2 separate regions of the Homo sapiens genome follow, and region 1 is linked to region 2. Evidence: chromatin contacts called from ENCODE Hi-C or POLR2A ChIA-PET data. All regions are on one chromosome and are shown on one strand. The core of a region is the stretch at or near the end of the contact, and the rest is flanking DNA. Distances in the headings are between cores, read along the strand shown. Region 1 has its middle 66 kb from the start of LRRC37A3. Region 2 holds the start of TEX2 (testis expressed 2).

Region 1 (6,272 bases), core at 1,461-3,960, 720 kb after region 2:
GACTGCAACTACACTTTGCTCTGTTGGATCCCCTGTTTCTTAAATTACTAAATTCTGTCTTCCTCTTTCCTGGCCTACTCCTTTGGTTTCAGTAGCACATCCCCAGAACCTTCTGGAATAAAGGTACATAGAGATAAATATTTTGAGAACTTTGACATCTGAAAATGTTTTTATCCTGCCCTCATACTTGATTGAGAATTTATTGAGTTGGTGTGGAATTCTAGATTGCAAATCATTTCCCCTCAGAATTATAAACAGTTTGCTCCAGTTTCTTCTGACTTCCAATGTTGCTACTGAGATGTTCAATGCCATTTTGATTCCTAGTTCTTTGTATGTTATCTGTTATTTTTAGGAAGATTATAGGGTCTCCTTTTTATCCTTAGCGTTCTGAAGGGTTATAAAGATGTGCCTTAGCCTGAACCTTTCTTCTCATTCATTTTGTGGCTCACTTAGCAGGCCCTTTGATACTGAGACTCTTATCCTTTCATTCTGAGAAATTTTCTGGTATTATTTTTTTGATAATTTCCTTCCCTCCATTCTTGCTGGATGTTGGACTTTCAGAATAGATCCTCAAATTTTCTTATCTCTCACATTTTTTCCATCTTTTTGTACTACATTCTGAAGTTTTTATCAATTATTTTTTTTCTTTTTCTTTTCTTTTCTTTTTTTTTTGAGACAGAGTTTCGCTCTGTTGCCCAGGCTGGAGTGCAGTGGTGCGATCTCAACTCACTGCAACCTCCACCTCTTGGTTTCAACCAGTTCTCTGCCTCAGCCTCCCTAGTAGCTGGGATTACAGACACCCACCACCACACCCAGCTAATTTTTTTTTTTTTTGTATTTTTAGTAGAGATGGGGTTTCATCATCTTGGCCAGGCTGATCTTGAACTCCTGACCTCGTGATCCACCCATCTCGGCCTCCCAAAGTGCTGGGATTATAGGTGTGAGCCACTGTGCCCAGACTTTATAAATTATCTTCTATCTTTTCTTTTGAATACTTACTTTAAACTATTCTGCTTTTCAATAGCCAAAATCCCTTTCTTGTTATGATTATTTTATTTTGCACCCTGCGATGGTTTGAATGTCTGTGTCCCCCCAAATTTCTATGTTGAGACCTAACCCCCAACGTGATAGTATTTGTAGATGGGAACCTTTGGGAGGTGATCAGGCCATGAGAATGGAACCCTTATGAATAGTATTAGTGCCTTTATAAAAGAGACCCAAGGGAGTCAGCTCACCCCTTCCTCCACGTGAGGCCACTGCAAGAAGACACTATCTCTGAACCAGAAAGCAGGCCCTCCCCAGACACCAAATCAGCACCTTGATCTTGGATTCCAGTCCCTAGAACCATGAGAAATAAATTTCTTTGTTTATAAACCACCCAGTGTATCATATTTTGTTACGGCATCCTGAAAGTCTAAAATACATCCTATTTCATGGATAAAATGCCTTTTCTTATTTCTCTATAGATAGTAACTATACTACTTTTGAAGATTTGTTCTGTTGTTTCCTCTGTTTTGGTCTTTTTGTTTCATGTTAGAACTTTCCATAAACATCTGGTAATCTTTGGCTATCTGTTAAGATTTCATTATGAGGCACAAAAAACTGGTGGGGGGTTCTGTGTGCATGAATGTGGCTTATTCTCAGAGGCAATCTGGCAGATAATCAGCTTATTCACTGAGGGGATTCTCCCCAGTGTCTGAACTTGAAAGTTTCTTCTCTGCGACCATTGCATTTTTTTTCCAGAGTAGGATCATTTCCTAACTGACTGCCAGTGTTCTGGAAGCAGGTGCAGTGAAGAGCCTAAGAGTCCTACTAATGTGTGTGTGAATTCCGAATCCTTAGTCACCGTGTTCATCCCTAACCCATACTGCCACAAGGACTCTCAAGTCTCACAACTAATTCATTTTAACATGAGAAGATATTAAGAGGGTTAAGAGGTTCTCCATGATTCACCTACTAGTGTGAATTCATATCTTCTCCTTTTGCTTTTCCCCTGGCCCTTAGCTGATATCAACTGCTCTGAGGAAATGGAAGTCTGATTGGTCAGGAAGCAGGAATAGTGGGTAATTTGGGGTCCCAGACCCCCCTTAGCAGGCAAGCAGCCCAGAGGTGGGTAAAGCACTTTAGGAAAGGGTGCTGCAATCCAGGGACTACGGCCCTGGACCTGGACGCCAAAAGGGAGTTGAGAAAGTAGAAAAGAAAACTACTTATGCTTAAATTGTGCTCAGAGCCAGGTCTCTATGCAAAGGAGCAGCAGGTGACCTGATTTCTCCCTCCTGCACTGCAGAGAACCTGCCCTCAAAGACCCAGAGCTCAGCTTCAGTAGAAGTTGAACAGCACTGTGCGAGCGAACCTGAGAACCCAGTCACCCTGAGAAAAACGGTTTCTAGGAGAAAACACATTCTTTGATCCAAACAACCAACTTACAAATGATCTTTTGGACCACGTCCTGCCTGCAAACTGAGGCTCAATTCACCTTTAATGGGCCAGCTCTGGCAGTGCCAAGGGAGAGAGGCCATTAGCAGAAATGAAAAAAGCAAGAAATCTTTTAGTCCATTAGGTTAAAAGAAGATTTTTCATGCTTTATTATTTATGATTTGCGACTTCAGTTACTGTTTCCTGGAACAAATGTTATGATTCAACTTCTATTTACTGAAGCAAATAGATGCTTATCAGCAGTCATGCTACAAATCACAAAGCAGTCAGTAAGGCCTTTGGGGCTGTGGCCTCTTTTGCAATTCTTTGATGTCTTGTCAGGCAACTTATTTTCTGTGCCTTAGAGAGTTTCCAAAAGCTACCACAATCTGATGTGTGTGTGTGTGTGTGTGTGTGTGTGTATACATTTGTGTGTGTATATCTACATGCACTCTTTCTGTCTCTCTTTCTCTCTCTCTCTATATATGGCATATAAATACAGTAAATTCAAAGAATTGAGCAAAAGCAGATTTTGGTTTTTACTTTAAGAATATCATTTCACTTCCTGAAAAATTAGGAATTAGGAGTCCTAAGAATACCACATAGCATTTAGGAAGACTTGAGTGGGAGCTAAGAAAGTTCGAATGAGGGGAGGAAGAAAGTCCCTGGTCAGCCCGGTATAGTGACTCAAGCCTGTAAACCCAGCACTTTAGAAGGCTGAGGTGGGAGGATTGTTTGAGCTCAGGAGTTTGAGATCAGCCTGGGCAACCTAGCAAGACTCTGATCTCTATTAAAAAAAAGAAAGAAAAGAAAGCCTGGGCAGTGGCCTCAGTGAACCCTCGAGGATGCTGTGATCCTCTTGGTGACGTCCCCAGCCTCTGCTTCAGGATGACAGCATGGTCTCCTGCACCATAGCTCGGTCTGAAATTTTCGGTTTTTCTTTCAAGTTCCCCTTTTTCAGTCTTCAAGGGGGATGGAGGAGGTGGCCTGAATAAGACATAAATGAAAGAGGAAGTGTCTCAGCACCAACCAAACGTAAAACAGCGACAGCGACCCACTTAGCTTGTGACCTCTACGGAAATACTGAAGACGTCCTCTGTGTCCTTTTAGACTTTCTGGGGGAGGGGACAGCTGCTGCCCAGAAGCAAGCAGCTTCCTTTTGGCCAGGTCAGTGCAGGGAACCAACAAAGACAGGGACCTGTGGCCAGAAGAAGCACAGCCACAGCAGGTATCTGATTGGACTGAGCCAGGAAAGGCCTTCTTGCCCTTAGGGACCCCTCAAAGCTTCTTTCCCACAAGCTGGAAACTGCTTGGCTCACTGCTGTCCTAAATGCAGGTGCCAGCCGAGGGGGTTACCCTAGGACCGTGAGCCATTAACAGCTTGTCTCAAATACGCTTCTCCAAGGCAGTCAGCGACTCCCCACTGAACACCTGTGGGTTCCTGCTGGTGCTAACTTAGGCACAGGGCTAGCAGGTCCCTCCCCTGTAGCAGATGATGAGAGCAAGTGTGGTGCAGGAGGAACTGGAAAGAGAGCATCGTCAGAGGCGACACTTGCGTGGATTAAAACCATATATTCTTGTGCAATGTAAAATTGCCAACTTGCATCAGCATAACGAAGGACACACTTAGAATAGAAAAGCTGAGGAGGACAGAAGAATAGGAAGAACAACAAAATCATGCCTGGTCCTTTTGCCCAGAAATGACCCATGTGAATCTTGGCTGAACTTTTAGACTTTTTCGCGGTGCACATTTCTGAACATAATTTGACAACGTGGGACCTCTAGAATTGTACATTCTAATTTTTCAGTCCATTTATTTCTTATTCCAGAAAGAATCCATATATAAGGATGGCTCATCACAGTGTTGTTTTTAATTGTGAAAAGCTGAAAAATGGATGCTCGCCACTAGTGTTTATAAATAAATTCAATAAAGTTATGCTCTCACAATAAAATATTATGTAATCATTTAAAAGAATAATCTCATGCTCTGCGTATTATCATGGAAGGATGTCCACAAGGTCTTGCTGAAATTTTTTTAAAAGTCCCAAAACAGTGTATATATAATTTGAGACTATTGATATAAAAATATGGGTGTATATGTGTGTAAAAAAAGATGTTTGGGCCGGGCACGGTGGCTCACGCCTGTAATCCCAACCTTTTTGGGGCTGAGGTGGGCGGATCACTTGAGGTCAGGAGTTTGAGACCAGCCTGGCCAACATGGTGAAACTCCGTCTCTACTAAAATAAAAATAAAAAAAATTAGCTGGATGTGGTGGTGCATGCCTGTAATCCCAGCTACTCCAGAGGCTGAGGCAGGAAAATCGCTTGAGCCAGGGAGGCGGAGGTTGCAGTGAGCCGAGATCTCACCACTGCACTCCAGCCTGGGTGACAGAGCGAGACTCCATCTCAAAAAAAAAAAAAAAAGGATGTTTGCCAAAATGTTAATAATGGTTGTCTTTAGAAGGAGGGCTTTTTGTGCTGTTTACTTTCTTCTTGATATTTTTTAGCAATTTGTTTTTGCAATGAGCATTTACTAGTTTTATATTTTTTAAACTATTTACCTTGAAAAAATTAGGTAAATCTATACTTACCATATAAAATACATTTATTTTGTAGTGAGTGAAAATGAGGGTTACAAAATATATACATAGTATAATATCATGTTCATATTTTATAGTTTTATACATAAATTTACATATTTTAGTTTAAGTGTTTATAAATACAAAAATACATTCACACATTTGAACATATATATAATATGCATATACATTTTACATGTATATATAAAAAGTTTTAAAACATATATTTTTATTTTTTAAGATTACTCTTTTTTTCTTTTTTTTTTTTGAGACAGAGTCTCACACTGTCGCCCAGGCTGGAGTAGAGTGGCACGATCTTGGCTCACTGCAACCTCCACCTCCCGGCTTCAAGCGATTCTCTCGCCTCAGCTTCCCAAGTAGCTGAGGTTACAGGCGCCCACCACCACGCCCAGCTAATTTTTTGTATTTTTAGTAGGGACGAGGTTTCACTACATTGGCCAAGCTGGTCTCAAACTCCTGACCTCGTGATCCACCTGCCTCAGCCTCCCAAAGTGTTGGGATTACAGGCGTGAGCCACTGTGCCTGGCCAAGATTACTCTTATATTTTGAATAATAATTGTATTTCCATTCTGGGGAAAAGAGTAATATTTTGGAAACCAGGCGCAGTGGCTCACGCCTGTAATCCCAGCACTTTAGGAGGCCGAGGCGGATGGATCATCTGAGGTCAGGAGTTCGAGACCACCCTGGCCAACATAGCAAAACCGTGTCTCTACTAAAAATACAAAAATCAGCCAGGCATGGTGGCGGGCACCTATAATCCCAGCTACTCGGGAGTCTGAGGCAGGATAATTTCTTGAACCTGGGAGGTGGAGGTTGTAGTGAGCCGAGATTGTGCCACTGCATTCCAGCCTGGTGGACCGAGTGAGACCCTATCTCAAAAAAAAAAAAAAAAAGTATGATTTTGGGCTAAGTCTTGGAGGGGTAGGGACGGCCAGTCCAGGGCAGCCCAGGCTGAGGGCACAGCATGTACCAAAAACACAAAGCCACAGCAGAGCAGGGCCATGCGTGGCACACGCTGCTCCTGGCACCTGATAGCACCAGTGTTCTGTCCTCCTGGAAACTCTCCTCTTGCATTTCTGGGTCACTGTTCTCTCCAGGCTGCCCAGTCAGCCAAGCAGGCACCTGGGCACAGAGGGGCCCTGAGGGATTGAGGCTGTCCCGGGTAGGGGCTCCGTAAGGGGGAAGCCAACCTACTTTGCAGTGTTCCTGAGGCTCAGGCCCGTGTGCCACAGTGAGAGGGCGCGAACTCCACGGTCCG
Region 2 (6,019 bases), core at 1,960-4,459:
GAGCACAAGGATACAGACCCAGTCAGTCCAGTCACCTTTTCATGGCAGTAAAAGATTTCCCAATAGCCTCGTGAATTACTCAAAACTGCACTTGGCAGAGAGACAGACATCGGCATCTAACTCTGGCTCCAGCAGGAGCACAGGAGCTCATTAGTGCAGCAATTCTCTGAACATCTCTGAACCTGACCACTCTGAACATGTCCACTCAAGAGGACACTGCAAGAGACATCTCTAATAAACTGCCATTTCTCTCCAGGGAAAAACAACGTGGTACAATGGAAAAAGTGTGTTTTGTTTGCTTGGACACAGGGTCTTACTCTGTCATCCAGGATGGTCTCAAACCCTTGGCCTCAAGTAAACCTCTTGCCTTGGCCTCCCAAGGTACTGGGATTACAAGATGTGAGCCACTGTGCCTGGCCCAAAAAGCACGTTTTTTGAATCAATGTCCTAGACTGACATTCTTGCTCCACCATCTAACCAGCTTGTCACCTTGGGCAAGTTACTACTTTGCTCTGAGCCTCGGTTTCCTCTTCTGTAAAATGAGGCTATCACACCTCCATTAGAGGGCTGCTCTAGGACTGGAGAGGATATATACATAAGGGGCAGAAAACAGTACCTGGCTGAGTTGGAACTCAACACTGCTCTCTTTTCTATACTAGTCTTCTGCCTTGGGACAGAATCAAAGAATAAGCATTCCCTGTGACCTCAGCAATTCCCAAGGAGACCTTCAGGAGATAAGGATCAGACAGAAGAAAGCAGACCCTGAGGGATATTCAGGCAAAGAAAATGAACTAGAAACACCTAGAGAACAAGAGACAGTGTGTGTTTAATGAACTTCCTAACTCTGAATGAATGAATTGACAAATGGAAAAAAAGAAAGAACAGGCACTTTCCATCAAAAGATACCAGTCAACAGACGTGAGGATTAATATAATTTTATATTGAACCTGACACAGAAAACTGGTCTTTGAAGATTCACTTTGATACTGAAAGTAATCTACAGTGAGGAGAATTTCCCCATTGCTCTGTTCTCATATTAAGTAATAAACTGTGCAGTTCTCCCCTCTCTTTCCTCAAGGGATTCAGAAAACCTTCCAGAAAACAGAAGCATTTGACTTGAAGGAAAGGCAACTAATATGGCATATAGAAACAAACTCTTCATCCTTTAAAAACAAAAAAACCCTCCATCATTTCTATAATGTCTAGCAGTTTCTGGCATACAGCAAAATTATTATTATTTTAATAAATAATTTCTTTTTTAACTCCAGGCAACTGCTTTTTGTCCAAAACATGCTACGTATTTATTCTATCGAAAAGCCTAATCTTTCCTGCTTCTTCTCCAGAAGCATTCTAACATAACCTCTAATAATGAACATTATGTTTGGTATATGCTGTGTCTAATCTTCTCTCACGATGACATAACTTGCTCTTCAGACCTCCAACAATCAGCCCAAACCAAACTCCTGAATTTTTCCTCCCTCCTCGTCTGTCCCAGCCCCTCGGTTGCTTGTCAGTAGACTCAATTACCACCATCTTCTGATCTGAATCAATTTGTTAATCTCCTTCCTCTCAGGCACAGTGCCTTTTACTGGAGATAAACATGCAAGCAAGTTCAGTTCACCCAGAGCCCTCCACATCCTCTCCCTCCAAGCCTTCACACTCCCAAAGGGGCCCAGAAAAAAAAGAAAGAAATGATATGGCAAAATCCCACTCTATCCACATCACCTCAGGGGGCTTGTTTACCATAACTTTAGACCAACTACCATTTTTGGGGAGAATCTGAAAGAATATTGTTTATGGGCTAGGTAAGAGCTAACAGAAATGGCAGTTTCATTCTTCCAATATGAGACAAGCGTCTCTGTGTGACCCAGCCCTAAAACTCACAAACCTAGACTCCTCAAACTCCCCATACTCCAGAGTTCAAGGATAACCTGCCCTCCATTTTTCCTTATTGTTTTCCATATAAAAGTCACTCGTTGTTTCCCCTCCAGCTTACACCTGGCTCCTGAAATGACTCCTCTGAATCCTCTGAGAATCCTCAAAACATGTAAAAGCCTCATTCCTTTTAATGCATGTGCAGAGCGGTGATGGTGTGAAGACGCTGGCACTTCAAACGTGAACGTGGCACGAGCCCTGCCCTCAAGGAGCCCACAATTTTCCCTCAACTCTAAAAAAGGATGTCCTCCCTGGACAGTGTCTGTAAAACACAGTGACAAAGTACTTCATAGCTCTGGAGAAAGAGCGAGGGTGGAAACAGACTTTGCCCTTACATTTGACGCCCAGTAACCATAACAACCGATGGTTTAAGTAACTATCAACCCACTGAGGGGCTAAGTTTTCCAAAAATCGTTTTCAAAAGGGGAAGACTCCCCTGCACCAACTCCCATGGCAGCCGTACGCTCTAGGCAGCGTGTGGTGCAATGTGGCCAGCCGTTCCCCGCCTTCTCCGGTTCCACCGTATGGTTTCCGTGCTCAGCAGCCAGCAGCGACGGCGTCCACGGCCACACCGCCTCCCCGCAAGGCACCTGGCGCTAGGCCTCAGCCCAATGTCACTTGTTAACCTTCCGATCCCCCGGATTTCGGCACGCCGCCGCCTCCCTGCTAAAGCACACAAACCACCCCACCGCCACCCGCGTTCTCCAGGAGTTGGAGAAAAACCACCGGGGCGCATACAACCTCTGACAGATTCGAGTAAAAGTAACTGCGGTTCTCGACTTTCAAGCATTTCGCGTCGCCGGTGAGGGGGGCGGCAGGAACCCGGGGCCCCATTCATAAAATTGCAAGCCGTTTTCCTCTAGTTTGCGCGTGACGGTGCCTCCCTGCCCGGGGCCGGGGACCGCAGGCTGAGGGGACGGGGCCGGCAGCTCCTCCCGCCGGAGTCGAGCCCGAGCCATCCGGCGGGGCCCCGAAGGAAGGGATTGCCCGGGGGTGTCGCGGGTGGGCGTCCCCTTCAATACCTGAACCATGACAGCGGGGTGGGGGGCCGAGCCCCGCCACGCCAAGGGCCGCCGGACCCGACCGGTACTTTGAAGCCCGCGGGGTCGATCCGCGCCCAGCCCGGGCCTTATCCGCGGGGCGCTCCCTCCACCGCCCCCGCCTGGCCCTGAGACTGCTCACCCAAGATCCGCTGGCTGCCTCATTGTACTATGCCGGCGCCCGTGCTCCCGGCCGCGCGACTCCGGCTTCGGCTGGGGCACCGGCCGCGGTCCTGCTGCCCTGCCGCCCGCCCGCCCCCGGGCACACGCCGCCCCGCCCCGCCGGCGGACCCGCCCCGCGCCCGCGGCCGCCGCCGCCAACCAGAGGGCGCGGGGGCGGAGCAAACGGCACGCCAGGCCCAACCAATCCAGTTCTACCGCGCGCCGAGGTGAGGCCGCGGAAATGGGGGAGCGATTTGTCAGGTCTGTTAAAGGGGCCACCGCCCTTGGAGCTAGGGAGAGGAGTGGTGGGGAGGGTTACCTGGAAGAGCCCCAGGTGAGGGGGACAAAAGCTTCACTCTCCCAACGGGGCTGCACACTGTCCCCAGCTCTTTGCACTTCTTAATTTCCTCTTCCTGCAGTCTAGCAGCAACAAGTGCCCTTGAGACGAGGGCTGGGGGTTGAGGTGGGGTGACTGAGGCGCGGAGAACCAGGGGTATCCCCCTGGGCAAATTCACTCGATTTGCATTTTAGAGGGCCATCAGACGTATCTATCCCCATCCAACTGCAGACATTGATTTAAAAAGGCAAATTCCCAGTTTCCCGCATTATGTACTTCCCCCACCTGACTACCACACTACCACATCCTATCCTGAACTAACTCTGTTACTAGTTTTTTTGTTTGAGACGGAGTCTCGCTCTGTCGCCAGGCTGGAGTGCAGTGCCGTCATCTGGGCTCACTGCAACCTCCGCCTCCTGGGTTAAAGCGATTCTCCTGCCTCAGCCTTCCGAGTAGCTGGGATTACAGGCGCGTGCCACCATGCCCAGCTAATTTTTGTATTTTTAGTAGAGACGGGGTTTCACCATGTTGGCCAGGATGGTCTCGGTCTCTTGACCTCGTGATCCGCCGGACCCAGCCTCCCAAAGTACTGGGATTACAGGCGTGAGCCACCGCGCCTGGCCACGAGTTCTTAGAGCTTAGAACTTATATAGTATTAACTACTCATTTTTAGAGAGGCAATATCTGAGGCTCAGAGAGGTAAAGTGACTTCTCGAGGTAAATTCTCACTTAGAATGAGCTTCCTGGGATGGCAATGCCCATTGTGCATTTATCTTCTGCGAACCTGGGTTGGCTGGCAGAAGCACTGGCACATAGGGAGAGTTCCCCCTTCCCCCGTAGTCCTTGCCCCTCTGCACTTCCCACCCACCACAAGAAAGGACCAAGACAACAAACAGATGTGTCAGTGTGTCTCCTGCATTAGTGGGTCCCAAATGTCAGATCTTCAACGTCAGATCATCCTGGAGGGTTTTAACATGAAGATCTCTAAGTCCCACCCCAGAACCTGTAATTCAGTAAGTCTGAGATGGCCTTCGACACCCCTCCCTCCAGGTGATTCTAATGCAAGTGGTACAAGGACCACACTCAGGTGCGTGTTTTGAGTCTATCATAGTCATGAAATTCAAATTCAATTGGCAAAATGAAAGCCAAACTCCTTTCATCCTCAGAATTAGTAATATGGTTGGGAGACTTGCTAGTAAGGGAGGAGGTCACCTACTAAGACACTCATAACAGAATAAGTCATGCCAAGAACTGAGTGTAGAAGGGCACTGGACCCAGATGAAACAACATCTGAAAGATTGAAATCCTCAAGCAGGAAGAAGATTTGATGCCTCAAGCAGAGGGAAGCCAGGCTAGTTCTCTGACCCGTGAGACAGTGCATAAATATCTTAATGGCAGACACACTCCGGCTCACCACCAGGCCCAGTCATGATCCCAGAAGAATGCCCTGCTACTCTGGTGCCTCATTCCAATGCCAGCAAGCCCTGCCTACCCTCCTGGCAACATTCCTCTCCCCTTCCTAGTATCCCAGACACCTGCCTGACCCAGAAGTCATTGTCCTCAGACTTGGAGGTCAGCCCTCGCCCACTAGATCTTGCAGGTCAGCTGCCTCCCACACAGATCTCAGGCTCTTGGAATGGCCTCCACACAATAACCCTGTTTGTGCTGTGATTTCTGATGGATGTTGTGTTGCCAGGGACAACTCTGCACAAGGATTGATCAGCCTCATGAGAATGCAGTCTCTGGGCTGCAGGCATTACTGCCTGGGATCACCACTTGCTTCTGTTGCCCTTCCCAAAGGAAAAAGAATTCATGTCCCAACAGAAGAGGTTTCCAGTTGTGGTTTTCTGGAAATGTGCAACAAAGGCAGTTACCAATGGAGACACAGCCTGAAGCTCTCCTTGGCCACATCTTCAGCCCCCTGCCTCAGGGAGAGAGAGAGAGAAAGGGTAGGGGCCCTGGAGCTGCCCCTTGCAAAGGTCCTTGGAAGCTGGCAATGTGCCTCTCAGAGTGCCCACCAACCTCCTTTCCCTACCAAGCTCCACGTAAGCATTAAATTAATTAATACACTACCAACCAGATCTCAAACTAGAAGCCAGTAAGATCCAGCATGAACACTTAGAAGGATCCCTTCTTTTTGAAATCTGAGGAATTTGGATGCATTGAAAAATAAATGAACATATCATAACACAATAATGTTTCCTACCTTTTTTTTTTTTTTTTTTTTTGAGATGGAGTCAGCCTCTGTCATGTTGCCCAGGCGGGAGTGCAGTGGCGTGACCTTGGCTCACTGCAACCCCCGCTCAGGAGGAGAGCCCAAGAGTTTGAGACCATGTTGTCCAGGCTGGTCTCAAACTCCTGGTTTCAAGCAATTCTCCTGCCTCAGCCTCCCTGAGTAGCTGGGACTACAGGCACACGCCACCACACCTGGCTAATTTTTTTTATTTTTATTTTTAGTAGATACAAGGTTTCACCATGTTGGCCAGGCTGGTCTTGAACTCTTGAGCTCAGGTGATCTGCCCACCTCAGCCTCGGCCTCCCAAAG

Evidence for each region. Hi-C counts contacts between places; a loop is a spot of excess contacts on that map. ChIA-PET counts read pairs that join two places held with the same protein, here RNA polymerase II (POLR2A). Pooled maps may share reads with other maps.
Region 1: a map of B cell shows a loop between it and region 2 (13-fold over the local background). The contact joins the enhancer-like site here to the promoter of TEX2 in region 2. A Hi-C loop is called at or near these places in 1 of 168 maps with a recorded cell type or tissue (B cell) and 4 of 50 pooled maps. POLR2A ChIA-PET finds 5 or more read pairs at or near these places in 2 of 52 experiments (OCI-LY7 and Panc1).

Annotation. Positions count from the first base shown.
Region 1 is chr17:64,982,646-64,988,917 of GRCh38, forward strand. No RefSeq gene overlaps it. Among named protein-coding and RNA genes, the nearest start is that of LRRC37A3, 66 kb to the left of the region's middle. RefSeq lists enhancers at 2,261-2,540, 3,158-3,457, 3,738-3,787. Within about 2 kb of position 2,711, at least 28 of the 41 ENCODE cell types and tissues checked have a DNase peak (open chromatin) inside an H3K27ac peak, as active enhancers do; they include B cell and OCI-LY7, where a contact is called at or near this core.
Region 2 is chr17:64,260,051-64,266,069 of GRCh38, forward strand. TEX2 (testis expressed 2) reads right to left here and starts at 3,210. Exons shown (of 12, transcript NM_001288732.2): 1 at 3,118-3,210. RefSeq lists a silencer at 2,798-3,407.